2 separate regions of the Homo sapiens genome follow, and region 2 is linked to region 1. Evidence: read pairs that join two places in POLR2A ChIA-PET (ENCODE). Cell type or tissue: GM12878. All regions are shown on one strand. Each heading gives the region's core, and the rest is flanking DNA. Links, peaks and the distances in the headings are about the cores only.

Region 1 (8,170 bases), core at 1,432-6,431:
TTATAGTAGTGCTTAAGATAAAAGAGCCTCGGTACGCTCCTATTTCAGTGTCTGGAAGATAGTTAGCACTCAAAGAATGCTTGCTGGAGGTGAGGAAGGGCAGACGATATAGATAAAAAATAATTGTAGTTAAAGTTTATTGAACCCTTATAATGGGCCAGGCAAGTATTAGGTGCTAAACAAGTATTACTTCATTTACTAAAAGATAATTAAGATACAAAAAAAAATGATCATTAATGAACAGAGGGACTTTGCTGCTGTGGGATACTGATATGGTTTGGCTGTATCCCCACCCAAATCTCATCTTGAATTGTAGCTCCCATAATTCCCACATGTAGTGGGAGGGACCCATGGGAGATAATTGAATAATGGGGGCAGGTCTTTCCAGTGCTGTTATCGTGATAGTGAATAAGTCTCATGAGATCTGATGGTTTTATAAAGGGCAGTTCCCCTGCACACACTCTCTTGTCTGCCACCATGTAAGATGTGTCTTTTTTCCTCCCTTGTCTTCCGCCATGATTGTGAGGCCTCCCCAGCCATGTGGAACTGAGTCTATTAAACCTCATTCCTTTATAAATTACCTAGTCTTAGTTATGTCTTTATTAGCAGTGTGAGAACAGACTAATAGAGACACAAAGGAGTTGCATCAACATAGCCTAGGAATTTGGGATCAATTCCCAGAGCAACTGGCATTGATTGGAGCTAAAGTGTGAAGTGGCTAGGAGAAGACAGGGCAATAGGGAGGAAGGATGTTCGGAAATGAAAAACATGCCAGAAGTCCAGGCCAAGAGGTATAAAGTGCATCAAATCAGCCTGAAGCTCTAGTTAGCTCTCAGGTGAAAGGAACTCTGAGTGATGTGATTGATTTTTAAAGTAAAATCAACCATCATTCACTAAATATTATTTGTCTGGTGGTCAAACTCTTTTCAAAAACTGGATCTGTGGAGCAACAGTCATGCAACAGGCCCTTGCTGGTGAGGGGATGGGAAGTTGCCTCCAGGAAAGGTTTCTGATGTTTGGAAATGAGCAAAGTCAGGAGTGGATTGCATGAGATGAGATAATCAGCAATTGATTGGCAGGGTGCTTGTCTGTGGTGCTTGTCTGCTCTGAGCACAGAAAGGACCTGCTGGCCCCCTGGGCTGGGTGGGACATTTTCATACACTTCAACTCTGAGCCACTAAGAGGTCACCAGCTGTCCATGACTGAGCATGGCAGGAGTGCGGCAGAAAGACATCAGTTTGGATTCAGGTGATGGGAAACTGCTTTGCTGAGAAAATTGGCCTTGAAGAATGAAACATGCAGCTAAGTGGAGATGTGGGAGAGTTTGGAAGGGTTCGGAAGAACCCTGGGTAAGTAGCCAGCCAGAGGCAGCTTATTTCCCTGAGTCGGTCAGGACTCAGGACTTGGGGCCAGAGAGATCTGGGCTAGAATTCCAGCTCTACAATTTACTCACTGCTGGTCTGCTTGCAACCTCAGTTGTCTTATATGCAAAATGAGCAAAATAAGTTGATTTTTTTTTTTAGTATTAAATGAGATCAAGTGAAAAATGCCTAGAACCCAGTCGGTCAATACTCCCTACCCACGGCTGCACGTAGGAATCACCTGGGGAATTTTTAAAATACCAACCCGGGCCCAGTCCCAGAGAATCTAATGGAATTGGTATGGGGTGGGGCTTGAAAGGCATTAAAAAACAAACAAACAAACAAACAAAAAACTTCCCAGATGTTTATTTCATTCGGCCAGGATTGATTAGTCTATCTAACACTGCTAATTAAATCAGTTCCCTTGTCCTACCTCTAACTTTCTAAGATCCCTTAGAAGGGTCTCTCCTGTGCCTATGAAAACCAGAGTGCCTTTCAGACTTTGACATTTTTAAAGATCTAGGGGTTTTGTTAAAATGCAGATTCTGATTCAGTAGGTGCAAAATAGGGCCTGAGGTTCTCCAGTTCTAACAAGCTGCCAGGTGATACCAATATTAAGAGATTATGAGACTTTGCTATTTTATATAGTTTTTTGGCCATGGCATGGTGCTTTTATTAAGACAAGTGATTCTCCCTAGCATGTCAGCGTGATAAAGAATTTTGTAATGTACTTAAGTAAGTCCTTTCAAAATTATGATCTTTCTATTCTTGTCTCTTGATTTTCTTTTTTTTTGAGACGGAGCCTTGCTCTGTCACCCAGGCTGGAGAGCAGTGGCCGGATCTTGGCTCACTGCAAGCTCCACCTCCTGGGTTCACGCCATTCTCCTGCCTCGGCCTCCTGAGTAGCTGGGACTACAGGCACCCGCCACCACGCCTGGCTAATTTTTTTGTATTTTTAGTAGAGACAGGGTTTCACCGTGTTAGCCAGGATGGTCTCGATCTCCTGACCTCGTGATCTGCCCGCCTCAGCCTCCCAAAGTCCTGGGATTATAGGCGTGAGCCACTGCACCCAGCCCTTGTCTCTTGATTTTGTAGCTGTGAAGTCTTGGATCAGGTGCCTGATGGGGAGTCAGAAGACCCAGACTTGCTGTCTGCAGTGTGTATCTTGGGGAAGTTGTTTTACCTCATCTGTAAAATGAGCTTAATTATCATTTACATCATAAGGTCATTGTGAGGCTTAAGATAAAAAATGTTAAATAGATGCAATACATTTTTTTTTAATGGATAAAAGAAGGCCTGGGTGCAGTGGTTCATGCCTGTAATCCCAGCACTTTGGGAGGCTGAGGTGGGCAGATCACTTGAGGCCAGGAGTTCAGGACCAGCCTGGCTAACATGAAGAAACCTCGTCTTTACTAAAAACATAAAAATTAGCCAGGCGTGGTGGCACTTGCCTGTAATCCCACCTACTCAGGAGGCTGAGGCACAAGAATCACTTGAACCCGGGAGGCGGAGGTTGCAGTGACCTGAGATGGAGGCACTGCACTCCTGCCTGGGTGACAGAGTGAGATCTGTCTCAAAAATACATAAATTAATTTATGAATTAATTAAAATTTAAAAAGATAAAAGAGCTTGAAAGTGCTAGAGCACCTAGTTCACTGCCTGGAACGTAGCACTCAAGAAATGTTTGTTGGAACCAGAAAAATAATTTTAGGTCAGTTTTAGTGATGCTCACACATCGTGTGTAGGCATTAAGTGGGGGAAATTGACGTCCAAATTCAGTGGACATCTTCACAAAAGACACAGTATAATAATAATGCAGGCATTTAACTTTGACCTTAAGAGGAGAAAAGATGTCTACCGAAAACCAGCGTAAATGGACCCTCCAGATCCAACAAATTTCTATAAAATTGGAGTACCATTTAATGGATGAAAGAGATGAGGATCCAAGAAATTTTGTAACATGCCCAGTGTTGCACACTCAGAATATGAAGGAGAGCTGGGACGGTGGCCAAGAAAGAAGCCTGGGCATTACACCTGAGGGTCAGAACCACAGCTGGGTCCTCACAGGAGTGGCATGGTACTCCGTATGGGGTGGGACATGCTGCCTCCCTCTACGATAGCTGCTAATTCTAAAAGCTGGTATGGGGTGAAGTGTGGTACATACGAGGGAGCTTCGGAGGGGCAACACACAAAGTGGGGTTTAGCCCTAGGTTGTGGGCTAAACCACTACTGGCCAACACTGCAGGCTCTGCACAGCATGGCGATGATGGCCATGCTTCCAGTTGAGTCTTCCCGGAGAATCTCACTTGATGCCTGTTTTCTTAGCATAACTGTTAGTAGCTCACACTTTTGCTATCAAACATGTCCTGATCTGTGTATAAACCTAAAAGATTGCTCTAATGATAGCACCTTTCAGGCAGAAGACATTGATCTATGATTTTTCTCCTCCACCAGCAAATATCTTCATAAGCTTCCTAAAGGCCAGGCCTGTGTGTCCTCTCTCTGTTTTCCTGGTGCGACTGGCCCAAGTTCTGATGCAGAGTAGGCACACTAGAAATATTTGTTAAATGGTACTATATCAAGTAAGCCAAACAAATTCCCTGGTGCAGAGTTCACCTTCACTATGCCCTCCATAAAGTCATTAATTCTAAATCTCTGACTCTTCCAAGGAAAAGGACAACTGTCCTCAGAGCCACCGTGCTGTGTGTGAGTCAGAGGGGAAGGCAGAAGTGAAAGCAAGACAGAAAGCAAAGAGGTCATCCTTGCTGCACTGGGGCGGAACAACTGCAGAATAGGGACATGAATCCCCTCTTTCTACTGCAAGGGGAAACCCTGGCCTTGTTTCTCAGACCACCACAGCAGCCCAGAGCCCCCTGCACAAAGTGTGTCACATTCACCATCAGCCACTTAGCTGAGAAAACTGCTCTAAGTGCCCTAAGTGTAGCCAAGAGGCAATGGCAGGTTCCTAGGTGAGGAAGAGGACCAGTTGGCATCATTCTGTGTGAAGTCTGACCTTTCTAGATCTTGCTTTCATTCCCCTCGAGTACTCCCCTTGTGTTTGTTGTCTGTTCCTTAGGGAAAGTCCTTCCAGGTTGCTGTCTCTGCAACCTGATGGGAGCGTGCCTCACTCCCTTGCATCACCATTACATTGCTTTCCCCTCCCCAGCTTCTCATAAAGGCCACCTTTCCTTACATCAGTCATTATCAAACTTTAGTGTGTGAGGAGCACCTGGAGAGCCTATTAAATGCAGATTGCTGGGCCTCTCTATCCCTAGATTTCTGATTCAGCAGGTCTGGGGTGGAACCCAGGAATATGCTTCTCTAACGAGTTCCCAAGTGATGTTGATGCTGTTGGTCTGGGGAACAGACTTTGAGAACCAGGGCCCTGGAATCCTCTTCAGGAAAAATACCTCTCCTAGCTGCTGGGCCATTTCCTAAGCAGCAACCTTCCACCTGGCTGTTTCTGTAATCAACTGGGGAGCTTGAACACAACCCATACCCAGTCTACAAGCCATCAGCAGCCTTAGGGACTGCTCATACAATTCCAAAGTGCAGGCAAGGTAAAAAAGCACCGCTCTGCAGCCTGCCTTCCCAAACTTGATCTTCTTCGGCCCTTCTGCCAATCACAGCTGCCCCTCTAACCAGAAATGAGCAAGCCCACTTTCTCTTCCATGTGTTCTCACCTCATTGAAAAATCCGTTAGGATTACATTAATCTTCTTGGGGTAGGGGGTAAGGACTGGTAAGATTACAATTTGTGACACCATCAAACAATTTTCTTCAAATGCCCTTTCAACATTTTTTTTAAAGACACGTTCTCATTCTGTCACCCAAGGTGGAGTGCAGTGGCACAATCAGAGCTCATTGCAGCCTCAATCTCCCAAACAATCCTTCCACCTCAGCCTCCCAAGTAGATGGGACCACAGGTACACGCCACCACACCCAGCTAAGTTTTTTATTATTATTATTTTTAGTAGAATCGAGGTCTTGCAATGTTGCCTAGGCTGGTCTTGAACTCCTGAGCTCAAGCAACCCTCCTGCCTCGGTTTCCTAAACTGCTGGGATTACAGGTGTGACCCACCATACACCCAGCCAATGTTCAACTTTTTTTTAAGGGGGATGAAAAAAACAATTATTTTCTTTTAATACAAATTATATTCAATAAAAGAGTCTCCTGATAATTCACTCCCAAGACCAAAAGAGATTCTATGTTCATTTAAAAAAAGAAAAGAAAAGAAAAAAAAGAGGGGAGGACCAGGAAAGGTGGCCCTCACTTGTAGTCCCAGCACATTGCAAGGCCTCAGTGAGAGGACTGCTTGAGCCCAGAAGTTGGAGGCTGCAGTGAACTATGATTGTCCCACTGCTCTCTAGCCTGGGTGAGAAAGCAAGACCCAGTCTCTAAAAAAAGAAAGACATTTCCTATTTTTCTGTGGTTCTGAAACTACCTCCAGTTGTCTTTTGTGATTTTCTGAAGCAAAGTAACTTTTTGAGAGAATTACTAAAGGGCTTAAATTGAGATAATGAAATGAATCACTAAGATAAAGAACACTACATCAACAAACTCTTTGATTCCAGAGTCTCAGCTGACTGCTTTTGCCTGAGCATGTCAAAAAAATATATGCAGCTATGCAGCTGAAATAGGCAATTGCTAGCAGGGCCTTTTTTTTTTTTTTTTTAAACTTCCACTCAAAGACGTTTTGTCTTGGGTGAGAAAAGGACCAATTTACATTTTGCCAATTAAGTAAAGTGTTGCACCCAGATTTCTAAATAAATGACCTCCATATTTCCAATTCATGCCCAGGAAATTTGGCCCATGGATTGGTGCCCTGGGAGGTGGTCCAGCTGGCCTTCCCTTCAACCTTTGTTGGCTTCCAAGTCATTCACTCCATAACAAGCATTCACAGAGATGGATTCGATAACTGTCTGCTCACCAGAGGAGTGGAAGTTAAAAAAAAAAAAAAAAAAAGGCCCTGCCAGCAATTGCCTATTTCAGCTGCATAGCTGTATCTTTTTTTTTTTTTTTTTTGGGCAAAAGAAGCCATTTGTATATAATCATATTTACAGGAAGTTTAAGAACAGGAGACTTACTCTGCAGTGATTGAAGTCCAAACAGGGGTTATGGGGAGTGGAGTGTTGACTGGGAGGGGGCATAAGAGAGCCTTTGAGGGTATTGGGAGTGTTCGATACCTTGATCTGGTGGTAGGAATGTGAGTGTATTCATATGTGAAAATTCAAATTTAACTCAAAAAAGTAAAATAAAACAAAACCAGCGATTATTTTTAAAGCTACTCTAAACAGAATTTTTACAAGTCCATGTTCTAGAATGTTCACAGCACCTTTGTTCATAAGAGCTCCAAACCAGAAGCAACCAGCTGTCTATCAATTAAAGAACAAATAAATTGCAGTATATTCATACAATAGAATATTTTAACAGCAATAACGAATGAAATCATGATTAAATCAGGTTAAGATGACCTGATGGCCAGGTGCGGTGGCTCATGCCTATAATCCCAGCACTTTGGGAAGCTGAGGCAGGCAAGTCACCTGAGGTCAGGAGCTCAAGACCAGCCTGGCCATCACGGTGAAACCCCGTCTCTACTAAAAATAAAAAAAAAAAAAGAAAAAAAAAAAAATTTAGCCAGGCATAGTGGCTCATGCCCGTAAACTCAGCTACTCAGGAGACTGAGGCAGGAGGACTGCTTGAACCCAGGACAGACAGGCTGCAGTGAGCCAAGATCACGCCACTGCACTCCAGCCTGGGCAATAGAGTGAGACTCTATCTCAAAAAAACAAAACAAAACAAAACACACACCAAAAAACAAACAAAAAACAAGATGACGTGGTTATGAGACAGTGATCTCCTGCAAAGTAGGGCATGTGTCTTGGTCATCTCTGTTCTCAAGTTACACATGGGGCCTCAAACTAGGAAGGGGCCTAATAAATATATATCAGGTTTATGAATAAACTAAATTTTAAATAAACAGAAGGGATGGCCTATTTTTTTTCTCCCTAGAGAAATAGCAATTAGAGGTGAACCATCTAGTTCTGTAACATTTCAAGGGTAATTGCTTGTCATATCTGCAACAAATAGGAAAGATGAAAGTGAACAAGAGACAGAAGTGGGACTACTGGTGACAATTTTCTTCTCTTTTCAAAGGAATGCATTTCCCAAATTCTAAAAGACATACTGGTGACTCAGACATTGTCTATGTCCCATAATACTAAACTCTGAGATACAAAGTATTATTTTACTTTTCTTTGGCAAACTGTCCAGATATTTTCAAATATCCAGATGTTCTTCCTGAAATGACCCAAACAATGCTGTATCTTTGTCACACTGTATTAAGATATTTGGTATTATGGAGACAGAGCTTGGATTGAGTTGTAAATTCAGTAAAGATGGAGCCAAGAGCAGAAACTTTGATCTACTCACAGTACCCTAAACAATGCCTGAGAGATATGGCCCAGAGATGAATCCAGAAGATAGAGCTGAGATGTATGAAGTTATCAAAACCCAGCCATTCTGGAGTGCTCCCTGGTCAGCATGCTTCCACTGATCACCCAGTTATGTGGTGAAGGAGTCATCCTCCCTCATTATTCTAGCCCTTCTTGGACACGATGGATAACCAGCAACCTTTCCCAAAACATGCTAAGCATTTCACACCTCTAACCCTGAGCTTATGCTAACTCCATTGCTTAAAAGGCCTTTTCCCAATTCCTATCCAGCCTATTCTTTCTATCTCAATTCCCCAGATGCCCCTACCTAGAAGTGTTCTTTTTTTTTCCTCTTTCTCAATCTCCTCTCTCTGT
Region 2 (8,170 bases), core at 1,923-6,922, 220 kb before region 1:
AGGGATTTCAAAGGGCATATTCATCCCAGATCCAGAGGTTGTCACATACTTGAAAACATTTCTCAGGCTCTACACCCTGTACTCTACACCCAAGCACACGTACATGCACACACACTCACGCCTCTCCTTCCCCTTTCCAGGTAAAATATGCTTTGTCCATTCATTCTCACAAACACCACTTTCCAGTTCAAGGGGAGAAGCTAGAGATGTGCAGATAGGTTTTATTCAATAGCCTTTATTGGTATAGGTTTTATGCCAATCTGCTGTGACTGGTATAAATGGGATTGACTGTGTTTAATCCACTCCAGCTCCCCATTGGTTCAACACTTCCTAATGCCTACCATTCTCTCATTCTTTGGCTCTCTCCAGGCTGCAAGTCCTTTGCTGACCTTCAAGGCCTCTCATTACCTGGCCTGCACCTACTTCCCCAGCCTCTTCTTCTGTACCGGCCCTCACCATGTACCTCACCCCAGCCATCCTGAGCGGCACCGTTTTATTTCACTCTCCTCTGACCAATTTTCATGACTAGTTCCCAGTCTTTCGGTTCTCAATTCACACCCCACCTCTCCCCAGGGCCCTTTCTAAAACCTCGAGCCTCAGTTAAATGCCACCCACCTCCCATTCCACACCCCCTTATGGATTCCTTTCAAGCCAGATTCCAGCCCACTTGATACTCTTTGAAACTATTCCAGCTCTTTTTCTCTTTTAACATTTATTGTCTGAATTATTTATCTGCCTGCATAGCACCCACGGTCGTTAATAATAAGTTACTTTTTTATATATTAACATATACTCCCATGGCTCTCCAACCACACGACAGTTTTCCAGTTCCATTCTGCCCCAGGCCCTTTGTGCCTTTTTCCCTGTGCCCCAAATGCAGTCCCCACCTTCACTTCCTGCTACCCAACCCTTGCCCTAACCATCCCTCACTAAACAACTATTCCCCACTCTTCTTCTGGGTCTCAGCCCAATAATTATTTTTTTCAGAAAGCCAGGTTTCTCTGATCAATATATGTCAATTTCACAAGTTATCTATTTCACTGCACCAATATCTGCTCTTTTATATTTATTTGGGTAATTTACTGATGAGGTATAGCTGCTCTAAAAAAGTTGTGAGCTTAAGAAGGCAAGATACTATATTTGTTTTTGCTCACCATTGTTACTGCTTTAACATCCAGTAAAGCACCTGGCACGTAGCTGTTCCAGGGGCCCAGTAGCTATTTGTTGCTAAATATATACGTGAATGAATAGGTTGGTGTCATGTGGTATGGGACCTCATATACCGTGCCATGGGATTTCCATGACCTCTAGCTACAGTGATGGATGAATAACAAAAAAATGCAGCTAAAATAGCATTTTAATTTCAGCTTCTCCTTAGCCTGGAAGCTTTTAGTCCAGAAAATGTGACCATTTTCTTAAGACTAGATATTGAAAGCTGTGGTTTTAACAGAGTTTTGTTTATCTTCAACATTGAGATTTTTTTGTGCATGAGACCTTATACACTAAGACTTGGCTCCCAAAGGATGCTGTCACTGACTCATTGAGAAGAGATTTTAAAATGTGGTTTCTAATCAAATCATCTGTAGAGCTATCAGGTGCTTCCTATGAATTCTCTGGTAATTAAGATACTGCCATGATATATCAGTCATTAGGAGCTTTTCTCATAATCGCATCAGTTGTCCTGAAAATAAAGTCTCTTAAGCCATTACTCAGGCACACTGATTTATGAAATCTAATGACCTGGGGCCACAATTAGGATTTCATAGTGATGGAATGCTTTCTGGTAACTCCTTTGCTCTGGAGACCAGAGAATGAATTTACAATTCTTAAGATCAGGACATGGTTGTGCATATTTCTGAACTTGGAAACAAAACAGAGTATTAGTCAATTGAACTCCATATCCAGAGTCCCCCTCCATACCAGTCTCTTAAAGGCCCTGGGCCACAAGAACAAGTAAAAAATGTTAGAAAGTCAGCATTCAGTTCTCCATTCAAGCTGCTAAGCAAGCTCTTACCCCCTTGCCATCTTATCCAGCACAGGGCAGAAGAGGCTAGATTTCAACTGTGGCCTTCAACCAAGAACAGAGGATTCCAGTCAGAAGGAGAGGTGTATCTGCCAGTGACTACCTTCCTCTCTGCAAAGCAGCAGGAACAGGGCCCAGAGAAATGCCAAAATCAGAACAAGCAAATAGACCAACCAAGCACAGTTCCTCCTTCTCGTAGCACAAAGTCCAGGATAAGATCTTCTGATCTCTCTGGATTCCTTCTCTCCTGTCTCTGCTCTGCCTATGGTGTATACATATAATTTTGCTTCTCAGCAATATCCTCATAAGCATCTTTTCTTCCAGAGTGAAGCCCACAGACTGCATTCTCCTGTATTTATCAGGATTAAACATCCTGTGCGTTCTTCTCTGCACCCTTCTGAGTCCCCTTCTCTGCACCCTTGTGAGTCCCCTACTCCCCAACATACACACACCATGCAAATAATTCTCCTTATTGTATCTGACTTCTTGGAGACACTCCTCAGCCATAAAATAATGAATGGCTGTTAATGGGATGATAGACATCCACTGTGCTGTGACAGATGGAAGGATTGGCTCTTCCAGGCTGATGCTATTGCATACTCCCTCCAAGCCAACCTCAGGGTAGTCAGAGTGATATTTTTTGAAATAGAGATTCTATCTTTTCACCACCCCCTCCCCATTTAACAATCTTGGATGTCTCCACAAAGCCTAAATAACAAAACCAACTCATTACGAGCATTCGTTGACCTTCATGCCCTCTGCCTAGTGTTACCTTCCATCATTCTCCCTGGGGCTCCCATTCCATACTTCCACACATCAACTCTCCTCATGTGGCTGTCACAGCAACCTTCTCCATGTCTCTCTGCCTTGCCAAGGCTGTTTTGTCTAGCTTACGTAAGTTTACACTTGGACACCTCCACCTGGAAAACAATGCCTTCCAGAAACATATTTTAGACCCCTTCCCTTCCCTTCTTCCCAACCCTCTCCACTCCCAGATGTAGGAATTGCTTTCCCTATGCTCTCTTAGCTTGTAATTACACTTATCTTTCATTTCTAAACTTCCAGATTAGGAGACCCTGGGGTATCAGATATAAATGAAGGGTCTGAGAGCCAAAATCAAATTATCATGGGGGGAAAGGGAGATGAACCAGCATATTTATGGTCACACTACCATCAAGTGTGGATGAAATGGGTGTGTGAGGAACAGTACCTAGAGTCAAGGTCATATTTAAGAGTAAGGACAGAAGTTCAATCCAAGGGGCCATAGACAGTCAGAAACCAGACACGCTAGAGTTAGATAAGAAGGGGGAACTGTACAAAATCATATCAGAATGTAGAGAAGGGAAGAAAACAATTGTGTTTGGAGGAGTTGGTTAAGTCAGCTTTCACCAAACCAAAGATGACATTTCAACTGAATTTTGATAAATTTGTATTTGTCAGTCTCAGAAGGAAGAAAGGATATCTCAAGCCCCTGTCATCAATGTTCCCAGCAGCCAGGGAGATAAATGGATGATCACACCAGACAGTGAGGAAGTAGCAGCTCTATTTATTTTCTGTAAAAATGTTATCACTGCAGTTTGCAATTTTGAAAACCATTTGTAATTTGTCAGCAGATTATATGGAAATAATGATAAAAATTATCTAGGGGTTTCCTTCAAGCTGATTCAAGCTTATGCATACTTAAGCTCATGGAGTCAGGAAAATTTATAAATTCTGATTCCAAAATCATGAGGAACCTATTGGGTCATTATGTTATAATGATAAATCTACTATTTATACAGAGATTTGCAGTTTGTTTTAAGAATAACAGCTGGCACTTTCTGTTTGTCTGTAAGTGTTCTCCAATGCGTTATCCTGTTTAATCCTTACAGCAATTTTGTAGCTAAGTCCTGATGTTATCCACATTTTACAGATAATGAAACTGAGGCATAGAGAAGATAACTCAGCCAAGACCATAACACAAGTATTTGAAACTAGGCAAGTTGACACCAAAAACTCAAGCTGTTGTTTGTCTATTGAATGCCCTCCAGCACTTCTTTACTAAATGAGGAAAGGGCAGATTTTGTGAAGGGAGTTCTTTGGAGGGAACTATTCCATTGAGTTCTTTTCAACTCCAGACGAGTGAGGGGGACTTCAGTAGGACCATTGCGGAGCTTTGAGTTTTGTTCCCTGCAGTGGGTTGATGTAGAAATTGGTGTCCCGCATTTTCCCACATGCCTGGGAATTCTAGGGAGTGAGAGATTAAGAGCTTGGGGCAGAGCCAGGAGAGAATGTTTGCTGTTATCAGTCTGCTTTCTCCGGTTGTTGGAACAAGGGATTTGTGGGTACTTTTTGTGGCCCAGTAGTGGGCCATGTGCAGGAGAAAAGCCTGTGTGTGCGTTTGTGTGTGTGTGGGTATGGGTTATGGGGGAGCGGGGAGGTGTATCTTTCCACATCTTCAGTAGTGTCATCTTGAGGTAGGGAAGGAAGTGGTGGTGGTAGTTGGGGAGATGGATATCTCTGCAATCCTAAGACTGAGGAAAGAATTGAAAGAGACCAGCTAGAATAGTGGTACATCCACTCCTGTCCAGGAACTGAAGGATAGAAGGGCCTAGGAGGGACCCTTCAAAGAACCCACAAAAATGCCCAGTAAAAAAAGAGTGAGCTTGTAGGCATCTGGATCTTGCCTGATCCAGAGAGCTCAGAATCAGCTTAGAATAAAATTCATTCCAAAAATACTTACCTGAATTTATCCCTCCTCTGTCTTCCTCCACAACCTGAGAACTTGAGGGAAATCAAAACAGAAACCAGTAAGGGGATTGAAGGCCAGAGTGCCCCAGGTGGAGGACAGATGGAGAAATGAAGAATCCAGCCATGCCCTTCATGCCATTGCTGGCTTCAAAGCCAAACAGCTCAAAATAAGAGTGGGGGAAGGCTTGACACTAACCCAAATTTGGCATTGTGATTCATTTCTGGGAGTGGACACATTCAAGTATCAGCATTGAGATTATGATTTCAAAGGGCCTGTTGCACTCTGACCTACGAGGAAGTGAACAATGAGAGCTGACTGGGGCAGAAGATTATCCCATTGAATAGTTTTTTTTTTTTTTTACGGAATCTTGCTCTGTCACCCAGGCTGGAGTGCAGTGGTGTGATCTTGGCTCACTGCAAGCTCCACCTCCTGGGTTCATGTCATTCTCCTGCCTCAGCCTCCCGAGTAGCTGGTACTACAGGTGCCTGCCACAATACCTGGCTAATGTTTTGTATTTTTAGCAGAGACGGGGTTTCACCATGTTAGCCAGGATGGTCTCGATCTCCTGACCTCGTGATCTGGCCACCTTGGCCTCCCGAAGTGCTGAGACTACAGGCATGAGCCACCGCACCCGGCCCCATTGAATGGTTTTTCAAGGTAGAGTAGGAATCACAAATAAAAGTGCATCCCTATGAAGCAAACTTAGAAGTTTTACTACCCAAAACTCCACTTTGAAAACACTCCTGGTAGAAATGAAATGAGCAGATAAAAACAAAAATAAATACAGGAGGGAACTTGAAGAGGTATAGAAAGGAGTGATCAGGTTACTTAATAAAGTTGTTGTCTTTTTTTTTTTTTTAAAGACAAGCACTAAAGAAAACATAAGAAAAACAGAATTATAATTTTAGACAAGTCACAGCAGAGGTGGGGCTGAGGGTAGGATTAAAGATAAAAGTAACATGAGAACATGCTGCACAACCTGTATTTTTATGAAAGACATAAATAGTAATACATTTAAAATACTATTAGCATATTTAAACATTGATATTAACAACGTAAACTGGAAAAGGGAAAGAGAAAAAAGAAACAACAGATGTTTTGCATTGAATAAATCAAACTTTGTATTTAAGAGTTTAATTGTATTTTATTGTCAAAAGCTTTCATAATAGAAAGCACACAAGAATGTAATATTACGGTAATTAAAATAGATGTAAATGGTTAAGCTCACCAATTAAAAGACAGAGTCTCCATTGAGATTTTTAAAAACACAAATTGTGTGGTCGACAGACACACAAATCAAAAGGATGCAAGAAAATTTCAAAATCTAAGGATGAGAAAAGAAATATCATGCCAATATGAAGCAAGTGAAATCTGGAATAACAGTCTTGAAAACTGTAGGGAAACAATATCTTAAAGAAAAATATTCTAAACCAACAGAGCAAGATGAAAGACCCATCATGAGCACATAGGCCTCTAAAATGTAGCCTCCAAATACATATATATAATTTATAAAACTGTGAGAAGCAACACATATAGCAGCAATTATAATTAGAGATTTTTAAACACCTCTCTTTAAAAAACACAACAGATGAAATATCCAAAAATCAATAGGTGATTACCTGATCTGAATAATACAAGTTCACTAGCCAATTAAGAATATATCTTATACTTAAGTAAGGTTTTTGGGGGGAATGAATGTATGTTTTAACATCAGATAATCTATAAAAATAATTTATCTGTATCAATATATAAAAGAAAACTGCATATGATTACCTGATACGTGAAGAAAATCATGTGATATGTTCAGTGTCTACTTCTGATCACAAGAGAAAACAAAAACAAACATGAATTTCAGCAACCAAGGATAAAGGTTTCATATCAAAAATCTATTGCAAACATCATACTCATTGGAGAAACTTTAGATACATTCTCTTGAAGATCACATAGAGATGAAGGATGTCTCCCATCACTGCTACTTTTAAGACAGAGTAGAGTTTCAGAATTGAGGCAGGGCCTTTCAGAAGATGATCAGCTGATGTTCAAGAGGGAAAAGGTTCATTTGTGGAAGAGTCAATGAGATGCAAGAAAGGGATCCTTGAGCATCAGTTTACTGATGGTCAAGAGTCCTCATGTCCTTTATTGGTTCTGCATTAACTGATAACAGAAAGTGCCTCATGAAGGAGCCAAGTCAAAAGGGAATGAGGGTGAAGGTGTGTGGACACTCACTCTTGGCCGGGGGCTTCACCTTCATTACCTCATGCAGTCCTCTCAATAACTCTGCCAGGGAATGGCTATGATTTAATCCATTCCACAGACAAAAAAAATTGAGATCCAGGAAGATTAAGTAATTTATCTCCGGTCTGCACAGGCCTCAGAGGCACCTGCCCTGCCTGAGGAGAGGGAGGTCATCGCGTGAAGCTGCAACAGCCACTGTTCCTTCTATGAGGTCTAAGGGCTGGGCTGCAGCCATGTCCTACTGCTGACAGGAACAGAAGGATCACATCATATTTGTGACCAAAGAAGACTACAAAACTCCAAGCATTGCAGAGCTGGTGGCTGATGACCCCAACGATCCCTCCCTAGGAGAAGCATGGATTGATGCTGCCAAATGGGAGACTTTGGCACTGCCTCTTCCTTGGGGGAATGGCCAATGGCTCCTACAGGGAACAGTTCAAGGCAGCCTTTTCCTGCTTCCACCATAACATGAGCAGGTCAAGGGGTCAGACTGTGTAGACCAGTTCCGAGCCATGCAGGAAGGCAGGCAGGAATATCCAGATCTCTATCCCCAAGAAGGGGAGGAAGAGGTAGAGGAGAAGCCAGCAGAACATGTAGAAGAAACAGCTCCCAATGAGGCTACTGCAACCAAAGAAAAGGAAGGGTCAAGTTAATGAAGGCCACATGGCCCTGGGCTCCAGTCCTTCCACTTCAAAGTAATACAAATCTTTTGCAAAAGACCTTTTAGTCACTCTCCAAGAGAGCCTCTTTCCCTCTGTTGTCCTGTGCACTGTAATATACAAAATTGCTTATTTTGATGATCAGAGGTTTTGGCCTCTTGACATATACACTAAAAAAAAAAAAAAAAAAAAAAAAATGGGAGTTTTAAGTGTGCATGTCCTACCTAAACCTGCCAGCAAATGTAGCCACCACTTTTGAATTCTTCCTCAGATTGCCTTGAATTTTTGCCACTTTTAAATAATGCGCTGATTTTCAGCAACTAAAAATCATTATCCAGCAATGTTTCTTGTGTGTGAGAAGATTTATTCTCCTTCATTATATCCCATTTAGTAGATTGTATACCCCTTTGAGAAGTAATGCAAGTAACAGAAACAAAAATATCTTCCTTTAAAAATGCTAGGCTGGGGCCCTATCTACTAGAAGAGGCCAGATGGTCAAATATATCTTTCTCCAAACCCATC

The links. Peaks named below come from ENCODE experiments on the same cell type or tissue, not always from the same donor. Only the 100,000 strongest peaks of a DNase experiment are listed, where the experiment ranks them.
Region 2: POLR2A ChIA-PET joins it to region 1 with 6 read pairs; 2 of 35 experiments call an interaction of 5 or more read pairs at or near these places.

The regions. Positions count from the first base shown.
Region 1 is chr9:107,879,863-107,888,032 of GRCh38, reverse strand. No RefSeq gene overlaps it. Among named protein-coding and RNA genes, the nearest start is that of KLF4, 390 kb to the right of the region's middle. RefSeq lists an enhancer at 4,020-4,159. In GM12878, for the core only: no CTCF peak of the experiment used is centred there; a DNase peak (open chromatin) is centred at 4,156; H3K27ac peaks cover 266 bases.
Region 2 is chr9:108,096,904-108,105,073 of GRCh38, reverse strand. The region is part of intron 4 of LOC105376214 (a long non-coding RNA gene); the gene reads left to right. It also overlaps the pseudogene CHCHD4P2. Among named protein-coding and RNA genes, the nearest start is that of KLF4, 610 kb to the right of the region's middle. In GM12878, for the core only: no CTCF peak of the experiment used is centred there; no DNase peak of the experiment used is centred there.